Linked DNA regions of Homo sapiens: region 1 is linked to region 2. The links are chromatin contacts, found by Hi-C or POLR2A ChIA-PET in ENCODE. All regions are on one chromosome and are shown on one strand. The core of a region is the stretch at or near the end of the contact, and the rest is flanking DNA. Distances in the headings are between cores, read along the strand shown. Region 1 overlaps EPC1-AS1 (EPC1 antisense RNA 1). Region 2 overlaps EPC1 (enhancer of polycomb 1).

Region 1 (5,162 bases), core at 1,477-3,976, 49 kb before region 2:
CATTTCAAGTGGTCCATAGCTACACCCAGCTAGTAGCTACCATATCGGACAGCACAGATTTATGGCACATTTCCATGACTGCCCAAAGCTCTATTGAACAGCCCTGGTCTAGAATGATTCTGGGTCCTTCAGATCATGAGAGGCTCACACTCGTGCACCACTGGTTCTCAACTCTGCCTGTATGGAGAATCACCCAGAAACTTAAAAGCAAAATGTCTATGCCCTACCCTAAAAAGTTTTGGTTTAGTTGGACTGGATGGGATCTGGAAATAAATATTTCCCAAAAGTTGTCCATGGGATCCTAGCAGTCAGGGTTGAGAATTGCTAAGTTATAGAGACAGGCTTACGGCTATTGAAGCAACCCACTAAACCAAAAATTTGGGGGAGGTTTTTGTAGACTAGCCAGGCTACTTCTCATCTCCATCTTTCAAAACCTACTATCCATCTCCTAGGAGGTGAGGGAGGCCCAGACCTACATAAAGATTAATGACAGTGAAACCAGTTCTGTGGAGTGAAGCAAAAAATTGACTGCCTAATGAACACAAACTTTTGCTGGAAGAAAACCAGCCCTGTAACTCCTCTTCAGTTATGAGTTATTTGATGCCCTTCAGAGTGGGTCTTATATATTGAAAGGCTATTCAGAAGTTAATTCCAGTTTTTAAAATATATATAAAAAGTTTTTAGCTTATATATTCAAAGTAGTAGTTCTCCATTATGCTTTAAAATTTAGTATACAAATCTTATCATATTCATAAATCTTGCAAATTTTAGAAATCATGATCCTTTAAATAATATCTGGTCTTATCTGTAGCATGACTTAATTAAACACCTCCCAACTTTTTACACTGAATTTATAAATTTAGTACATATAATTGCCTTCTTTAGTACTTTGTAACATTTTCAAGAAGCTAAAATCTTACAGATCTAATAATTTAACTTCTAAACATGGTAACTCTTAAGTTTGCTCTAATGTTTCAATAATACACATAAACTTAGTAAGAATTCTGCTTAAAAGTCTAATAGGCTGACCTCTTACTCCATTAGGTCAAGTGTTCTTAAATAGTGCAATTACTTACACTACAAAAAAATGCAGTACTTTCGACAGCACATTCTAAATCTTTCTGGAGTTAAAATATGCTTACCTGTTAAAAGAACCGTTATGACCTACCCAAACAATTTGGGGTGTTGTCTTCCCAAGTAAATTTTTTGGTCTGCCTTCTTAGCTTGTTCAAATTTTTTGACGAACAGTGGTTTTGGTTGGAACACAACTAGATCCTTGTTTGAGACACTGATGGGGTGTACTGAGCCTTATTTATATTTACTGTATTTTTTATTTTAAAAAAAGGTATTCTGAAGGCCTACTTGTCTTAGATATTGAGTCGTATCATTTCTTATTTTCAAGTCATGTTAGAATCTATGGCTACATCAATTGAAAAATACCTGGATTTTGCACTTCCTAACCTTTTAGAATATGTAGCTGTCTTTTATATCTAAATCTAAATACCTTTGAATTTGGCAGAATGTCATATTCTTTCACATTGTCTCGTAGAACAATCAACTCTTCCAGATATTTCTGATCCTTGACTGACTGAATTTCTCTCATGGCTTTGTCTGGCTATGTGGTCACAATTTCCAATGTTATTCTATTGACAAGGTTTTTTAGCTTCCAGAATAGCTGACCAGAAGCCTCTCCATCCACATTTCTATTGCAGACATTAGGAGAACACTTGAAGTACACGGCTTTGTCTGATCTGTTCAGAGTTCCTAACTTTGCCCTTTACTACCAATTGTCCAGACCCTCAGTTTCTTCTTCTATCAAACAAAGTAATATTACTTAATCTCACATGGCTGTTGAGAGAACACAATGAGTTTGTGCATCTAAAGTGCCTTGAATAGCGCTAGACTTGCCATAAGTACTCAAGATGTACTCTAAGTTCTGTATTTCTTAGACAAACCTGATTTCAGAGATCAAAATAGGCCTTACACAGTGCGACGCGAATTTAAAAGATTACCGCATTCAGGTGTATGGATTTTGCAGTATTAAAGATGCTGCCTGGAATAGGTCATTATCTTCTCCAAGTACTCTGTTAAGTCAATGAGTCACATAGAGTATAAGGTTTATTATCTGCTTTTCTTTCATTAAATAAATCTTTATTGAATTTCTACTACATTAAAAAACCAAACCAAAACAAAACAAACAAAAAAAACACTTCCCTGAGCCATAAAGGAAAAGGTAGTTTTGACTGGAACCTTGAAGGATGGGTAAACTTTCAGCAGATAAAGATTGAGAGAAGACCTTCCAGGTAGAGAAAGCAGTGTGGGCACAGGCAAAGATGGAAGAACACACGTGGCTGTGGGAAACACAGCTAGAAGCCAGTGCGGATAGAGAGTAGGCTATGATGTGCAGAGGTTAGACACTGGGAGAGACAGGTCCATGAGAGTAGCTTGGACTAACACAGGGAGGGTTTGGAATCCCAAGCTGGGGAACCTAGAAATCAGGCATTGCCCACAGAGCACCAGTTCAAATGCTTGCGTCAATTGCCAGAAAATGATGAAGGGATAAATAAAGAGAGAACTACTTCTTTCTTTTATTTGTCTGTTAACCCATTGGCATTGTGGAGGGAAACTCCAACAGTCTGGGTCTCTTGCCAGGTAAGTTTTGATGGCGGAGTAAAGAGAAGTAGAAAAGGTTGGAAGTTTGGGACAATTTTCAGTAAGTGTGGACACTGGACAGCAGGGGGCAGCATAAGGGCACCAAAAAGTTGAAAGACGCAGAAGACATTCGCTTATGTAACATTTCCTGACAATTATGAGTTTACATTTATAAGGCTACTTATATTAGTAACTTAGCATTCTTCTCCCAAAAATGAACAGAAAATGACAGAGAAAAGACGAAAGAAAAATAACAATTGCACTGTGTTAGGCTGGCTAACAGCAGAATGGCACTGCTGTTTATTTGAGAGGATAGAAACAGGCAGTTGTCTGCTTATTATTTCCTTTCAAATAAATACAAACTCAGAATTCAATACAAATGTGTACATTTCAATTGGAAAACACACCTTTATATGACTTTACGATTTTGCATTTTTAAAAATACATTTGTTCAGCTATACTGTATTCACAAGTTTCCCTAGTGAAAAAGTGGGGAAACTTGAAAAAATATATCATTTAAAAAGAATTGAAAGTTTAATATACATGTTATTTTATATGCCAATATATGGAATTTTAAATTTTGAGTTGTTATGATTATGAAATTTTCTGGACTTTTAAATTAAAATTTTTTCTTTATGTCTAAAATTCAAAATTATCTACATTACATTTAATCAGATTTTTCTAGTGAAATTCATCTCTTACTAGCCTTTTTAAAAGTTTCTTCAGCTATTGTTTTAAAAAAGTTTGGGGCCGGGGACGGTGGCTCATGCCAGTCTTTACATTAATAAGAATAGCGAAAGGCTGGGTGTGGTGGCTTATGCCAGTAATCCCAGCACTTTGGGAGGCCGAGGTGGGCAGATCACTTGAGGTCAGGAGTTCGAGACCAGCCTGGCCAACATGGCAATACCTCTACTAAAAATACAAAAATTAGCCAGGTGTGGTGGCTGGCGCCTGTAATCCCAGCTATTCAGGAGGCTGAGGCAGGAGAATCGCTTGAACCCAGCAGCTGGAGGTTGCAGTGAGCCAAGATTGTGCCACTGCACTCAAGCCTGGACAACAGAGCAAGACTCTTTCTCAAAAAATTAAAAATACATACATACATACATACATACGTACATAGTTTGGATGGTTAGTGATGTTAAGAGTGGAAAACTGGAAATTTCCACGTAGATTTTTTTTTAGCTCTGGAATTTGCCATGGCAAAGGCTACATTATACTCACCTGCAATCTCTCCATCCAACTTGTGAGGAAGATGGTAGCACACTGCTTCATACCCTCACACTTAAGGAGAAACCTCTCTGTCTGTGTTCCTTCATGATTCTTTCAATGCCTGTCACACGTTTTGAAGGCTGTGATCACTGTGTGGGTTGCACTCTGTGTGCTGCTTTTTGTTCTGTCATTTTGCTTTTTTATATATACCTCTTTACATGTATTGATATAATACCTCATATTTATCACTATAAATGGCCAAAAAAAATTGATGGCAGACTATTCTTATGATTATTGAATACTGATTTCCAATTTTAATAAGGAAAATCTGAAACAATGAATAAATTTGGGGCTTAAGCTGGTTAGCATTAAACTTCATTCTTCAATATCATAATTGAAAATAAAGTACTCTGTAAGGTAACTTCATGAAAAATTACCTATTTTTTTATTTTAATCATTTGTAAATCTGGGCATATAAAGATATCAAGTTATTTAAAATGTTACCTTTCAAACTAGAGTTTACAAGCAGGGTGTGCCTGCTTGTGTTTATAGGAAGTAAGTTCACTAACGGCAAGAGCAACATTTTCTTTTATATTTCCCCTGGCTTATAGTACAATGCTTTTGCACAGAGGTGGGGCCCAATAAACAAAACAAGGTTAGGAAAACTTATTAAAGCATCATATGAAACATAAACATGTTTTGTAATGTAGATTTAAAAGTACTCGTGGTCGTTGTTGTTGTTGTTTTTAGCCTGAGTTTCGCTTTTGTTGCCCAGGCTGGAGTGCTGTGGCATGGTCTCGGCTCACTGCAACCTCCTCTTCCCGGGTTCAAGCGATTCTCCTGCCTCAGCCTCCCAAGTAGCTGGGATTACAGGCACGCGCCACCATGCCATGTTAATTGTGTATTTTTAGTAGAGACGGGGTTTCACCATGTTGGCCAGGCTGGTCTCGAACTCCTGACCTCAGGTGATCCACCCATCTCGGCCCCCCAAAGCGCTGGGATTACATGTTTGAGCCATTGCACCTGTCCTTTTTTTTTTTTTTTTTTTTTTTTTTTTTTTTGTGAGACGGAGCTCTCTCTGTTGCCCAGGTTGGAGTGCAGTGGCGTGATCTCGGCTCAGTGCAACCTCTGCCTCCCGGGTTCAAGCGATTCTCCTGCCTCGGCCCCCCAAATAGCAGAGATTACAGGTGCACCACTATGCCCAGCCAGTTTTTTCTTTTTTGAATTTTAGTAGAGACAGGGGTTTCACCATGTTGGCCAGGCTGGTCTGGAACTCCTGACCTCAAATGATTCACCTGCCT
Region 2 (5,437 bases), core at 929-3,428:
GGCTCACGCCTGTAATCCCAGTACTTTGGGAGGCTGAGGCAGGTGGTTCACTTGAGTCCAGGAGTTGGAGACCAGCCTGGCCAACACAGTGAAATCCTGTCTCTACTGAAAATTAGCTGGGCGTGGTGGTGCATGCCTGTAATCCAAGCTACTTGGGAGGCTGAGGCAGGTGAATCACTTGAGCCCAGGAAGCAGAGGTTGCAGTGAGCTGAGATCACACCACTGCACTCCAGCAGGGGCAACAGAGCAAGACTGTCTCAAAAAAAAAGAAAAAGGTCAAATGACTAATTAAGAAATGTTGAATTCTGTATTATTAATTTGGAAGATCATAATGGATTTTGGCATACATAAAATCTGTGAGGATTCTTCTGTAAAGACGTTGTTCAGCATAGCTTATCCCTGCCTCTGTGCATATCCCAAAATTATTTAATCACAGAACTCCTCACATAACACTTAATGATATTGCTGGAACTGCTTTTCAGAGAACAGTATTCTGAAACTAGTTTAAATAGAGAAATTAAGAAATTAAGAAAGGGAATTTAAGAAAGAGACTTTCACTGACTTGTAAGGATTATGCAGGTACTTGGTAACAGTTCTGGAAGCAGTACTTGAATCTCTTGTACAGATTGTACTTTTTAAAAAAAAAGTCCTTTTGCTCTTAGCTTTATTTAAAAAAAAAAAACAACCATTATTTGGAAGTAATTTTACTTACAGAAAAGTTGCAAGAAGGGGAGTAGTAAGTACATAGAGCATTCTCTACCCTTTACCCAGACGTGTTAACACTTTGCCCTATTTGCTTTATTCTCTTTCTCATATGTACACACATATGTTTTTCCCAAACCATTTAAGTTGCCTACATCGTGGCACTTTACCCCTAAATAGTTTCATGGATGTCGGCTGGGCACGGTGGCTCACACCTGTAATCCCAGCACTTTGGGAGGCCAAGGTGGGCAGATAACCTGAGGTCAGGAGTTCGAGACCAGCCTGGCCAAAATGGTGAAACTCTGTCTCTACTAAAAATACAAAAAAATTAGCCAGGTTTGGTGGTATGCGCCTGTAAACCCCAACTACTCGGGAGCTGAGGCAGGAGAGTCGCTTGAACCCAGGAGGTGGGGGTTGCAGTGAGCCGAGATTGCGCCACTGCACTTCCAGCCCAGGTGACAGAGCAAGACTCTGTCTCAAAGAAAAAAATATACATCTTTTCATAGATGTTTTCATCTTTTATGACGTAGACATTTTTGAAGAATACAGTTTTGACTTTTTTTAATAGAGTGACCCCATTTTAGGTTTGTCTGATGTTTTCTCATATTGAAGTTTTGCATTTCCAGCTGAAATGTCACATAAGGGATATCGTGTCCCCATGACATCACATCTGGAGGCACACAGATGCATCTGCACCTCACTGGTAATGGTAATTTTCACCATCTGGTGAAAGTATGGTCCAGTTTCTCCACAGTATAGTTACTATATTTCCCTTACAACAAATAAGCAATCTGTGGGGAATCTACATCCTTCTTGTTACTTTCTTATCTTCTGCCACTTCCAGTATGTGTGAGGCAGGTTGTTCAGGGGTCATGGAATCTCTATCAAGAATTTTTTTCCAGATTCTGACTTGCTCAGTTTTCAACTTTGTAAAGACTTCAGTTGAATCTTTATGGAGATAGGCATTTTTAAGTCACTTCTGCCTGTTTTTTATGTTACCATAGTATTACATAATCATTGTGGAAGACTTTCCAAAAGCGGGGTAGACATCCTAGTAGAATTATAAAGAAGGGAGAAGAGTTATAGATGGAGTTAGAGGCAGGGAACAGTACATATAGATGTTACTAGAAAGTTCTATTAGATGCTTATTCTAGGTGGATTAGGAAATTCAGGGGAGAAAGTGGTCAGGTGTTGAACTGGAGGAATTAGCTAGAGCTAGGTCATGAGGACCTGTTTCCCAAGGCAAGTTTGAATTTCACCAGGGAGGCAAATAAAGACCCAAAGATGAAGTGTGAGAGTTGACTTGGTCAAACTCTTAGAAAGACCAGTGGAGAGTAATGTAATACTAGAGGTTAGAAGGCCACTTGCTGCACGAACTGTGGCCGTGGGATGGAGAGTATTGAGTAATTTCTAGTCATAAAACCAATGAGAAATCTGTGCCTGATTTGGAAATGGGGAAATAAGAAGCAAAAGGGAGCTGGAAACATTGAGGCTTCTGACTTGGGTGACTGGATAGATGACAGTGAAACTTGCTGACGTAGGTCAGGAGGAGGAACAGATTTGGAGAGTCATGGAGCAGGGGTGTCGATGTTATGTGAGAGATGTCTGTGGAACATATAGTAAGGTCTTTATATACATGTCTAGAGTTCAGAATTCTGAGCTAGAAGTTAAGATTTAGAATAATCACCAGCATCCAAATGGTAGTTGAAGCCATGATACTGGATGAAATTGCAAGGGTGCGTATATACAAGGGCTAAGGACTAAGCAGTGGGACAGATTTAGTTTGTGTTATTGATTATATAAGCACTTTTAGACAGATTTAAATTAGTTCATTGCTGCTGCTGTAGGGCATTTTAGAAAAAAACAGACACATTTGTATCTGTATTTTACTGCTCTCGGGGCTGTTTTGGAGGCATAGAAATCATCAGCATAAAGATTACAACAAAAAATAACAGTTTGGGAGAGCCTTTTAAAATTTAATTTTGGGGAAATGATTCAATTAGATTGCGGCTTTTCTAAGCGTAGAAAGAGACTCTAATTTTATTCCCTTCCCGCTTACATTGTCACACATCACACTGGGCATGTAGGCTCTTAATATGTACAGCATAAACGACCTAAGCCTAAACGGATGCTAGGGGTACAAATAAGGACATGAGAGGACAGAATCAGAATGAAACTTCATGTCTGGGCCACCTGTTATTGTGCTACTCAGTCACTTGACTTTACATCCTGTTGATTTTATAAGGAAAGTAGTAAATTGGCAAATGTTTCACACTGAAGAGAAATAACAGAACTGGACTATTTTATCTGTAAAGGTCTTCCTTTTTGTATTCTAGAAATTGATTACTGAGCTTTAAGCAAGAGGATAGGTAGAGAGTAATAACCTTGTATCATTTATTTCTTGTGAAATATAATAGATATTAAATTGCTCTTTTCCTTGCCAGATACTATCTGTCCTTAAACTATTACCACAAGTATTTCAGATACAAAAGTAAAATGTGTTCATTTTAATTTTTTCTTTTCTTTTTTTGAGACAGAGTCTTGCTCTGTCACCCAGGCTGGAGTGCAGTGGCACGATCTTGGCTCACTACAACCTCCACCTCCCAGGCTCAAGCAAGTCTCCTTCCTCAGCCTCCCAAGTAGTTGGGATTACAGCCATGTGCCACCACACCCGGCTAATTTTTTTATTTTTAGTAGAGACAGGGTTTCCCTATGTTGGTCAGGCTGATCTCGAACTCCTGACCTCAAGTGATCCACCTGCCTCAGCATCCCAAAGTGCTGGGATTACAGGTTTAATTTTTTCTTTGCTTTTATGAAATGTTATCTTTGTTTCTTTATGAAATCTATTCCAAATGGTAATAGTTTGTGGACCTTAAATAACTGGTATAATTCATTGGCTCATTTATTTATTAAATAAGTATTTATTGGATACTTACATGCTTTAGGCGTGATTGTAGACCTGGGATAAAGCAAAGCAAAAAAATCTCACTCCTACCTTCAAGGATCTTATATTCTGGTGAGAAGAAACTGTCAAGTGGTCTATAAGGAAGTCACAAGTGCTAGGGAAAAATAAAACAGAGTTGGGGAACACAGTGTTCTGGGGTTCAGCAAGATTTTACAGTGAACATTTTCAAACATTCAGTAAAAGTTTTAACAATTTACAATGAGAATTTACCCATAATATACCACTAGCTAGATTCTTCCATGTTATTATTTATTTTATCACCCATGTATTCATCTCTCCATTCATCTTATTTTTTAAAGGCATTTAAAGTAAATTACACATGAGTGCATGTTTTCCTAAATACTTCAGTATGCATATCATTCATTAGAGTTCACTATTTGTTTACTGTTGCTTTCATTTGAGTCAAAATTGACATGCAGTGAGATTCACAAATAGTGGATATTGGCTAAATTTTGTCATATTCATATATTTACATAACTCAGCCCCCCATCAAGATAGAGAACATTACCATCATTCCAGAAAACTCTTTCATTCCCCTTCTCGGTCCCTGCCTCCACTTCCCAGAGGGAACTACTGTTATGATATTTTTTTCTGTCATAGATTATTTTTGCCAGTTGAGAACTTCATTGATGTACTTTGTGCGAAGCTATTTTTACTCCCTATGGTGTTTTTGAGATTTACCCATGTTGTTGCATGTATAAATAGTTTATTCCTTTTTATTGCTGAGTAGTAGTCTGCTGTATGGCTTTACCACAGTTTGTTCATCTGTCCTATTTTGGTGGACATTTGAGTGGCTTCCAGTTTGGGCCCATTATGAATAAAGCTCTTTGAACATTCTTACTCACGTCTTTCTGTGGACTTGTGTTTTCCTTTCTCTTGAGTAAATTCTTAGGAGCAGACTTGCCGGGCTATGGATTGTGTGTGTTTGGTCTTACAGTATCTATCGGCCTTTCCTCACTAACCATGTATGAGAGTTCTAGTTATTCCATATCCTCCCCATCATGTGATGTTGTTAGCCTTTTCTATTTTAGCCATTCTGCTGGGCATATAGTGGGATAACTGGTAAGGAATGATCTGATCAGTCTGGGAAGATGACATTGAAACAAAAACTTGAGGTGAGGGAGCAGGCTGATTCTTACAAGATTGACAAACAGTAAGGAATCCAGTATGACTATAGCAGAGTGAGTGAAAAGGGGAATAGTTAACAGTACCAGAGAGGTAACAAGGAAAGGGGAGTGCAAATCATGTTGGACCTTGGAAGCAATTTTAAGGACTTTGGGATTTATTTTGAGTGAGATGGGAAATAAGTGTAAGATTTTGAATGGAAGAATGACATGACCTGACTTGTATATTAACAGGATTGCTTTCACTGTTCCATGAAGAACAGATGAAGGTGCAGGCAGGGAACCAGTTAGAGGCGATTATAACGAGTCAGGGAAGAGTTGGGCGTTTGGATGTAGAAAAACTAGGTGGTATTTGCTGGAGCAGTGTTCCTCCATAGAGTTACTTGTTTGGGTTCTTAGAAATGTCATTTGAAAGTAGTAGAGAAAATAATTCAGCTCAGGCCTTTTGTTCAACTAGCAATGGAGTCTCCCTCTACATGCATAAATATTCAGGGATTTAAACTTCTTAAGTAGCTTCTTACATAATTAGTCATCACTTATTTACACATATGGAATTTTGTATGATATTGTTGCTTTTAATAAGCTGTTTTTAATTCAGTAACCAAAAAGGTCTAAAGGTAGCCTTAATTGTTATGTCTAAGTGGTA

Evidence for each region. Hi-C counts contacts between places; a loop is a spot of excess contacts on that map. ChIA-PET counts read pairs that join two places held with the same protein, here RNA polymerase II (POLR2A). Pooled maps may share reads with other maps.
Region 1: a map of PC-3 shows a loop between it and region 2 (4-fold over the local background). The contact joins two enhancer-like sites. A Hi-C loop is called at or near these places in 2 of 168 maps with a recorded cell type or tissue (PC-3 and astrocyte of the cerebellum), 16 of 37 single-sample maps with no recorded cell type and 10 of 50 pooled maps. POLR2A ChIA-PET finds 5 or more read pairs at or near these places in 13 of 52 experiments (A549, CD4-positive, alpha-beta T cell, OCI-LY7 and 8 more).

The regions. Positions count from the first base shown.
Region 1 is chr10:32,365,580-32,370,741 of GRCh38, reverse strand. All of the region lies in intron 1 of EPC1-AS1 (EPC1 antisense RNA 1), which reads right to left. It also overlaps a transcript of EPC1 not described here. Among named protein-coding and RNA genes, the nearest start is that of EPC1-AS1, 21 kb to the right of the region's middle. Within about 2 kb of position 2,726, at least 6 of the 41 ENCODE cell types and tissues checked have a DNase peak (open chromatin) inside an H3K27ac peak, as active enhancers do.
Region 2 is chr10:32,315,437-32,320,873 of GRCh38, reverse strand. The region is part of intron 1 of EPC1 (enhancer of polycomb 1); the gene reads left to right. Among named protein-coding and RNA genes, the nearest start is that of EPC1, 29 kb to the left of the region's middle. RefSeq lists an enhancer at 2,996-3,055. Within about 2 kb of position 2,178, at least 9 of the 41 ENCODE cell types and tissues checked have a DNase peak (open chromatin) inside an H3K27ac peak, as active enhancers do.